Linked DNA regions of Homo sapiens: region 2 is linked to region 1. A link is an interaction called in ENCODE POLR2A ChIA-PET data of the cell type or tissue named here. Cell type or tissue: K562. All regions are shown on one strand.

What was found. ChIA-PET counts read pairs that join two places held together with the same protein. Peaks named below come from ENCODE experiments on the same cell type or tissue, not always from the same donor. Only the 100,000 strongest peaks of a DNase experiment are listed, where the experiment ranks them.
Region 2: POLR2A ChIA-PET joins it to region 1 with 5 read pairs; 9 of 35 experiments call an interaction of 5 or more read pairs at or near these places.

What each region holds. Positions count from the first base shown.
Region 1 is chr6:15,655,203-15,660,202 of GRCh38, reverse strand. All of the region lies in intron 1 of DTNBP1 (dystrobrevin binding protein 1), which reads left to right. Among named protein-coding and RNA genes, the nearest start is that of DTNBP1, 5.3 kb to the left of the region's middle. In K562, no CTCF peak of the experiment used is centred here; a DNase peak (open chromatin) is centred at 2,679.
Region 2 is chr6:16,144,164-16,149,163 of GRCh38, reverse strand. It overlaps MYLIP (myosin regulatory light chain interacting protein), which reads right to left. Exons shown (of 7, transcript NM_013262.4): 6 at 3,847-4,267; 7 at 916-2,502. The coding sequence ends at 2,413. It also overlaps the pseudogene LOC124901514. Among named protein-coding and RNA genes, the nearest start is that of MIR4639, 5.1 kb to the right of the region's middle. In K562, no CTCF peak of the experiment used is centred here; no DNase peak of the experiment used is centred here.

The DNA of each region.
Region 1 (5,000 bases):
GCATCACTAAAAAAGAAACATATTACATAAATGCAATGCTGATATCATAGATAATAAAATTAACACTAATTTTTTGATATTATCAATTATGCAGTCCATAATCAGATTTGTTTTGTGCTTAGAAATGACTTTTTACAGTTGGTTTGTTCAAATCCAGATCAGATAAGTTTCACACATTAAATCTGTTTAAAAACCAATTTTTAAAACAGACGACTGTTAAAGGGCCACATGGGGAAGCTTTATGGAATCTTCCAACAATTTTGTTGTCCCAGCTACTTGGGAGGCTGAGGCAGGAGGATCCCTTGAGCCCAGGAGTTCAAGACTGGGCAACACAAAGAAACCCCATCTTTTGGCTGGGTGCGGTGGCTCACACCTGTAATCCCAGCACTTTGGGAGCCCGAAGCAGGCGGATCATGAGGTCAGGAGTTCAAGACCAGCTTGGCCAACGTGGTGAAACCCCGTCTCCACTAAAAAATACAAAAATTAGCTGGCCATGGTGGCGTGCGTCTGTAATTCCAGCTACTTGGAAGGCTGAGGCAGAAGAATCTCTTGAATCCAGGAGGTGGAGGTTGCAGTGAGCCGAGATCACACCACTGCACTCCAGACTGGGTGACAGAGGGAGACTCCGTCTCAAAAAAAAAAAAAAAGAAAGAAACCCCATCTCTTAAAAAAGAAAGAAAAAATGAAAAAACATGGCCCTGGCCACCCAGAGCTATCACATTGGACCTGGCGTTTCTGTAGAACACTTGGTGGCAGAGCAATTGTGTGGAAGCCAGAGCAGCTGCCTTCTAAAATAATTGGAAACACCGGGTGTGCAGGCTGCCCCAGGGATGGAATGGAAGGCCTCAGGCATTTCTGGGCTCCTTCAGTGCAGCCAGTGCAGCTCCCGCTGTCGCCCAGAGCAGCATCCTCTCTTCGGAGCTTCTGTGATCATTTTCACTTTCTGAAAACTCATATGAAGGCCCTAACTCTAGATAAATTTACTTTTTTTCATTTTTAGTAAAATAGAACGATTCCTTATCAGTCTCAGAATGTCACTTTGGTGATGAAACCATGTCCAATAAGAATAAATTTCTACATTCCATTCAAACTTTGAAAAAGTGCAGCTTAAGACCATTGTTCTTTAAGGGCAGTGTAGAGATTACTGGTGGTTTGGGGGGAGCTCTAGGTTGTCCATGGACTTATGGCCTTTTTTGTAAATTTTTATGCGTAGTAACAATTATGTCAACCTTGAGAAAAACTAGTGATTACATCACATTCTTCCTGCCTTAATTGGGTGGTGGGCCAGCCTTAGGCCACAGACTGAAGAGGATTGGTTCTGAGCTTCACTCAAAGATCTTTTCCCCTCACCTAAAGTGAGTTGTAATTTGATTTAACTGAGTCAGAATTCTTGGAGCCTTTTGGAGAGTTCACATAAAATATCCATTTTTACAGAGATTGGCTTGAGCTCTGGGGAAGACTTTTGGACATACCAAAGTACATACTTCGAAGCCACTCTGGTCTTTGACTTTTACCTTTTGAGCTGTTACGACCAAAGGCCTCAGGATTGAGGTATTTAGGCATGCAAACCCTTCAGGGAACTGAAAATCAGATTTACTGACGGGTTTACAGCTGCCTGTCACAGGCTGGTGTTTCCTATTTGTGATGCACTGGGTTCCTGTGGTTGGGGATAAAAAAACCTGCTATTGTTGCAGCTAGAGGGTGTTTCCCCCTCAAAGCCCTCACTGCCCCTGCCGCCCACCTGCACCCCTGCCCAGTGTCCTCATTCTGTCTTCTTCCGTCCTTGTAGTATCTACCAAAACCTACACAAAGGGGGTTGGAGCCAGTCATCTAAATTACAATGTGGTCAAATGGTGAAGTGTTGCTTGAAATGTTGACTTTTCCGGGATTAATCATCATCTTAAAGAGAAAATAATCTCAGTATTCAACTTGATTTCATAAATATCTACAGAGTTCCTATTAAGTGCCAGTGCCAGACATTAGACTAGGCACTCAAAGTGTCCTTTTTCATAGAAGCTTAAAAAAGATTTGAGAGCCCATATGCTCAGGTTTGCCTAGTCTTTCCTAAACAATGTCTATATATTGGGCCAGATCCTGCAGGTACAAAGGTGTCTAAAACAGTCTCTGTCCACCAGATGCCCTAGACTGGTGCTGATATAAAGCAAAGCAGAATGAACAGAATGTTAAAGATACAAATAGTGTGGTATGTGAGTCCGAAGAAAGAGTCATTAGTTAGGATGCATTTACAGAAGGCTTCAAAGAGGAAGGGGTTTCTAAAACTAGGCCTTGAATAATGAGGAGAAATTGCGATAGATTTGGATAAGCACATTTCAGAGATGGAAGCAGTCCTGGGAGATGAAGCTGGAAAGGAAGTTTAGTGCCTAATAATAGAATATCTTCAATGCTTTGCTTAATTAATTTGTCAAATATTTATTGAGTGCTTACTATGTGGCAGGCACTATTTTAGGTACTGGGGATATAGCAGAGAACAAACCAGATAGCAAGTAAGATCCTTACTCTCGTTCTAGTAGCAGACTGTCTAGAATATCTAGACGGCCATAAGTTCTGTGGCTAAAAATCAGGCTAAGGAGAAGATGGCCTACCTGTATTTCTGGAAAAATATTTCTGTGTTTCTGGAAGAATAACTTGAGAGGCTGTGTGATAGGAAGATAGGGGATGGGGTAGAGGGAGATTATTTAGGAGGCTGTAATGAAGGTCCAGATGAGAGAAGATAAGGCAGTGCTGATAGAAGTTTAAAGGAGGGAATAGATGTGTTAGGCACTGGTCAGATTAGACAGCAGTGGGAGATGAAAAAGGTGCAGAAATTGAGAATGTGAATTTGGAAGTATCTTAGATAAATGGTGTCATATACCAGCATTAAAGAATTTAACAATAGGTTTGAGAGAGAAGGAACAGTTAACAGTGAATTTGTGATGAGCTAGCTGCTTGACAGCTGAGAAGCAATTGGAAATTTCTCTTGCGCTCAGGTGAGAAGTGAGAACTTGAAGCCATGTATTTGGGACTTAGGATAAAGGCATTAGGATGTAGATAGTCTAAATTCATCTTTCTTTCCTGAGTCTGTGCAGCTTTTGTGTGAATTTCTTAGGCTTTGTACCTTAGGCCATTTGCACTTTTAAGTGTGATTGAGGCTTTGGCTTTTCCCTGATCTCGCTTAAGAGAGAAAAAAAATGATGAACACTGATGTGAAAATGTAATAGATTGGATGTGCCTTATGACAAAATATGCTAATTCATACATTTCTGTGGTGCTTTAAAGCAATCGTCCTCACCTTTCCTAATAGCCAATGATGTAGACAGTTGGAAATTGAGTTACAAGTAAATGAAACGTCATGCAGGTTCCGCACGCTGTTGAATCACCGGCAGATCTCAGCAGTCATTGTAGTACTCAATGCATCATTCTGTTTATCTACATCTTTTTCTTTTCTTTTTTTCTCTGAGACAGGGTCTCACTCTGTCACCCAGGCTGCAGTGCTGTGGTATGCTCATGGCTCACTGCAGCCTCAACCTCCTGGGTTCAAGCAATCCACCCACCTCAGCCTTCCAAGTAGCTGGGACTACAGGCATACACCACCACGCCTGGCTAATTTGTGTATATTTGGAAGACAGGGTTTCGCCATGTTGCCCAGGCTTATTTACATCCTTTTACACTTTTTGTCTAAGCAGTTTTGTGAGTCACCCCCCTTTTTCAGTAAGAAGCCCCCATTTTAGTATTTTCTACAAAGCTCAAAGACATAAATATGCTGGTGTCAAATTAAGGTGAAGTCGTTGGAGCTATCTAAAAATAAAATTATTGAACTTTATGACGAATTTGAGGTTTAGTGCTTTGAACTTGAAAGTTGTCATTAGTAGAAAATAGTTGTCAGATGGCTCACTTAGTCTATATATTAATATGCTCACACAGCACTTATGTGTTCATGGGGTGTATGGTACTTGGGAGAAGACCAAGAATAGGGCTGGGCAAGCCTTTTGTAGGCACATTGGGAACCTCTGCTTTATTTCACCTTAGCCCAGTAATGTAGTACATTGGTTTCTCGGCTTTCTTGATGGGGATCACCTTTATTATAACTTTCATTTGAAATTAGCTCTGTAGTTTCCAGAATGCCATTAAGGTCATATTTGGAATTTTATTCAATTCTCATGGCAAATCTTTATGGTTGAGTATAATACTACCATTTTACATTTGAGGAAACTGGAATATTCCCCCTAGGTCAGTATTTCCTTCACAGCATGTCATGATATTGTAGGACATTAAACAGACGTTATAAGTGGGTTGTTTCCAGGACAGAATAAGTTCTCCAGAGAAACTGGAGTTATCCTAAAATAAAAATAGTGGGCTAATTTCAGGTGAATTCTGGGTTTTGAGGATGTTATTTTAGAAAATACCTTTTTGGCTTTTTGTTACTTTCTTAAGTATATCTGATCTTTTATATTTTTCATCTTAAGAATAATAGTTGGAAACAATCAAGAAAGTTTAGCAGGCAAAAAGATGACTATTTTCAACTTTCCTATGGCTACTTTGTTTTTTTACTTTTTTTTTTTTTTAACTTCGTTTTACTTTCCTATAGCTACTTTGTTTTTTACTTTGTTTTTATTTTTTAGCAGGGAAAAAGATGACTATTTCCAACTTTCCTATAGCTACTTTGTTTTCTCCAACAGTTTCTTTTCTGCATTTTGGCACATTGGCCATTTATTTGGAGAAGAAGTGGTGAGAAAAGATGAATACCTAAAAGATTGTTTTTGTTATTAAAAATGTTTTTTGGCTGGATATGGTGGTTCATGCTTCTAATCCCAGCACTTGGGGAGGCTGAGGTGGGAGGATAGCTTGAGCCCATGAGTTCAAGACCAGCCTGGGCAACATAGGGAGACCCCTGTCTCTACAAAGGGTTTTTAAAAACTAGCTGGGTGTGCTGGTGTGAGCCTGTAGTCCCAGCTACTTGAGAGGCTAAGGTGGGAGGATCGCTTAAGGCCAGGAGCTTGAGG
Region 2 (5,000 bases), 490 kb before region 1:
CATATTATCTAACTTCCGCGCAGAGACAAAAGTACACGTTACAGGCTAAGTACATGATACAGGCATCCAGAATCATTTATGTCTTGATGACTGCTAAATTTCCAGGGCTCAATAACTTAGTAGGTTTCAATAAATGTGTTGAATGAACAAATTAGTTAATTCCTAGAAATTGATGGAAGATTGACTTAGGTTATAGGTACAGTAAAAACAAATACCCCTGCCTCTAATTAAAAAAAATAAATTTACTTCTTCCAATTGCTACAGATAATTATCACTTATATATATTATGTACAATATTCTCTATTCCAAAATGTATTTCTGGAGAAACACAGATGAGCACACACTGGCAAGCATAGAGCAGTTAGGACCTAGCAGGAGTAGACCAGCAGTCCTGCAGGAATACAGCCCGAGCTTCTGTAGCCCGAGGCCCTTACTGCTATGACCCAGGCCACTCCCCTGTCTTGAGCAGGCCACACACCAGCAGCACCAGCTGGGTTGTTAATTGTTAACTTCCAGCTTTGCCACTTCCTTCCTTCTCCAATAGCTTCCAGTACTTGTCCTGATTTTTTCTTTTCATCTGCTTATGTTCATGACCCCATTTTCCCCTACATACCAATCTAACCACCCAAAGACATAAATAAGAGAATAACCTGGTGAAGTGATCTCCATTAGAACCAATACCACAAATATTTTCAAGTTTTCTTGAAAAAAAAAAAAAAAGACTATACTCTCAAGGATCATTTCTATAGTTTGTTACTAAAGAAGTTTCTCTGAATTTGTAGAGCACCGAAATTATTAAAAAAAAAAAATTAAATTCCCGGTAGGAGGAAAGTAGATACTAACTGTGATGTTACCCCTTGCTTATTTCTTTGAAATGAAATAAAACTGGCTTAAATGACAATACACACATCCATGTTTGCTTTAAAGTCTTTATTATCCCGAATATAAAAGACAGAGTCCTCTAGGATATAACAGAGTTCTTTACGTGGAAACATTATTTTTTTACAAGTGAAAAAATAAATACCTCTTGGAATAAAGGCTTATATGCTAATATGTGCCATAAAAAAGTAGAGTTTTAATATTTGACAAAATGTCTGTGCAAAGAAACAAATGCATAAACACATTACTGCTACATTAAGGCAATATGAAAAGTATACTCAGAAATCTCAGTAAAGTGACAGTGTAGGTTTCTAGCTTTACCTTAGCTAGTATTGCACCCGATAAGGTCATCTAGGTCTCCCGACATCCCAGAAAACCTGCTAGCTGACCAGCTTCCAAAATGCCCAAGTGGGAGTGGAAAACATGTTTAAGAAAACAGAAGCAAAAAGAACCAAAACCCCTTCGAAACATACAGAGGGGACAACCCAAAGTTAATACTTAAGCACTTACTTTAAAAAAACACAACAAAACTCCCCCCCCAAAAACAGAAAAGGACACCATATCTAAATACTTATGGTAAGGCTATAAAAGGCTTGAACAGTTCAAGCAAAGCAACACCAGTGGGTGAAGCTGGGATCGAGTGCTTGGGAGAAGTGATGAGTTAACTACCCTCAGTTGTACACCATGAGGCTCCATCTCTCACTCAGCAAGCTCCGCTTTCCCTTCCCAAGGAGAGTGCTCTCTGTTTTCAGTCTGAAATAAAATATTCCACCAGCTCAGAAGGCCCGGGGAGTACTTGACTACTCCACAGTAATCTTATAACAAGATTGGTAGTATTTTATAATCGAAAGGCTTGTGGGGTAGGGATAGGGGGAGCGTAAAGGAATAGGGAGCCACCCACATTGAGTGAGCTGCTTTTTACTAGCCACACTGGTTTAAATCTGACAACATTGTCAACTTTTTAAAAGTCACAGAATTGATTTGTAAACCTGTTTGCCTTCCAATCATTCTTGATCAAGTTATAAAGACAGAAATGACATTAAAACGACAACAATTTACAAAAGACTTTCCTATTAAAAATGGTTGGAGCTCCATGACCATACAAAAAGAATGAAATTCTTAAAAGTAATTCTTACAAAATCTGCTGCCAGTAGGAAACTTACCTCAGGATACATTAAGGAGACTTACAACATCATTTCCTAAAAGGTACCCAACTTTTTGGCTATGTTGCCACTTCACTGACATCAAAGACTTTACCTATTCCTTTACTAGATCATAAAAAAAATCAACATCCAAGGAATGTGTCTGCGTCCCAGAGCTCCTCCTGGTCCCATGACTGGAGTTGTTGATTCTACGCATGGATATGTTTTTGCAGTGAGGAGTAGCTGTGTTATTTTTCTTCCTTTTTTTTTTTTTTAACATCGCATGGCAGATGGGTGTTGGAATAATTACTTTCTCCACAATCTATCATTTTAATAGTTTATAATAGTGCAGTTCATGGAAACATGCCAAGTCCAACAAAAGCACAACAGATTAGATTACAGTCAGATTGAGAAGACTGGTGTGCGTTGGCAGATAGACGTGCTGGACATGCTCCACACGCGACCTGCAGACGGGACATGACTGGGAAAGAAAAGCCAACAGTCTCTGTTAGCATGCAAGCCTCGGTGGGGGGCCTGTGTCTCTGTGCACACCCCTGGTCTCTAGTGCATTTAATTTTCTAAATCAATTGTGATCACAGTGATTTCTAGCTTTCAATTGGTAGAGATCTTTGCCGTCTCACAGGTTGAAAGTTTATACTTTACAAGGGCTTAAAAATAAATACTATGACATAGTATAAACTGAAGGAAATTAATTACATTTTTAGTGAAACGCTAAAGAAGGTACATTGAATAAAGCAATTACTGAAGACGTCTTTCTGTGCAGAATGTGGTCTCTACATGAGTAGACTATAACACTTCAGGCAGCAATGCAGGAGACCCTTCTTGAAATTGTGTGTCCTTAGCTCAGCTGACTGACTCAGGCCAACATTTCTGGGCTGATGCCCACATGGCCAGGGAGGGTGGCTCTGCTTCTAGCCGTAGGTGGCAGCTCCACATTCCTGGCTGACTTCTCAGAAAGCCCGTGCCCATCATCAGCCCTCAGGAGAGACTTAGGGATGAGAGTCAGAATAGGTGGGCAGAAAAAGACAAGCCTATGACTGCTTCTGGGGAAAGGACACAGGGGTCATTTGGTCTTATTAGCTCTGAAATTAGCAGCTTCTGAAGGACTAAGTATTATCTAGAACCAGTTTTACATAAAACCACAGTGACATTTGGCAAACACATCTGAGAAATAAAAACAAATTGAAAAAACTTGTAAGAGGAAATTTAAAATTCTTCTTCATGCAAGAAAGGAAGAAAACTATATGTGAGTTCTCTTTTTCGTGTTAATATTAAAATTAGTTTGACTTGCTAATAAATAACAGCCAACCCATATGCCCTTGAGGCATTTGCAATCATAAAAGGAAATTAATCACCAATATCACAGAGTCAACAACCCATCCATGGATAATTGAGAAGTATTCTTTCCCAAATATCTTAAGTAATAAAGACCATCCTCCTAAGTGTCAGAAAAAGGGAGGCAACTTGAAATAGAGGAAGCAGCCCTGGGCCAGGCCTCAGGAGGCCTGGATTCTTGTCCTCAGGTAAGCCGCTAACTAGATATGTTACCCAGGAATCTCAGCCTCATTTTCAGAACTTGAAAACACTGCATAATTTGGAGTAATTATGTTGTTGAAAATAGTATGCTAATCTAAAATGTTTCTAAAGGGCAATGCCTTTTAGGTCACCAAATACAAAGACCCTTTCCGGGTGAAGATGGGCATTCCCCGTCTGTGCATTAGCGAGCCAGTACCTGGCTCCTACTCCCCGTTAAGAGGAGGGATAGGTGAGGCTGCAGGCAAAAGTGGGCAGCTGACTCCCCTACCTGTAGCTGGGCGGCGCAGCTCTCACAGCACACAGTGTGGCCACAGGGACAGAAGGTGGAGTTGATCTCCTCCTCGCAGCACACCATGCACAGCATGGCTTCCTTCAGCTTGCGTAGCTTCTCCTGCAGCACCCGGGTCTGCTGGCAGCTGAGGCCCTCGCAGCTGCTGCAGTTCATGCTGCTTTCTGAGGACTTCAGAGGCGAGTGTGAAGGGCTCTGGTTGTTTCTTGAAACGAGGTCCACAACGCCAGCATTGTACAGAGCCCTCCTGGCATGGTCATACACCTCCTTTGATGTTCTTTTAATATCAAAGACATATTTCTTGCCAAGGTTAATGTTTTCATTCAGAAACAGAGATGCCAAGTGGCCCTTCAAGTCACGGCTATACTGCATCATCACGGCGCTGGTCACTGTGTCACACCTGCAAGGCAAGATTGAACATCTACTTTAACACCAAAGAGCCTGGCAGCACCCTTATTCGCTGTTGTCAATAAGAACAGAAATGTCAGCAGATGTTTCATAGTCTCGTCTGCATGTATGAAAGTAAGTCCTTCCAGTTTTACGTCTGGTAAATATTCTCAGTGATTACACCTCTGTTTCTCTAACATCTCCTGACATTATGGCTTCCGTAAAGCAGTAAATACAGAGGGCAGTGAGCACGTACCTCCTCCCCAGGACAGACGCTACTGAGTGAAGTTGCTTATGGAAGAAAAAGGGCATCTGCCTGAAGTCTTGGCTTTTAGGTTAGAAATGTCTAAAAATTTCCCATCCTGTTTCACAATTTGTGTATCTATTTTAAAATAAAAAAGTTTAAAGTTGTCTACGACTTAAATTTCTTAGCTTTAATTGTCCAAATACGTGAGTCCAATCACAACTTGGCTTTAAAGTACCCTCTGAAATGAGGGAATCAATATTGCTATTAAAAAATCCTTCCATACACAGTGACGACTCAGGATAGCAGCTCTGCCAGAAAGAAAAGATGATCTGTGCTATCCTTCTCCTGAGCAGTGGAGCAGGCCCAGTCCCTCAGGGTTACCTTTAGGGTAATCAAACTTGGCTTTGAAGCTGAGTCCTAGACTAAGTAAATAATTATCCTCCCAGTTCCCTCATCTTTAACATTAGGGTAATAATAACCCCTTAGGGTTGTTGTATTG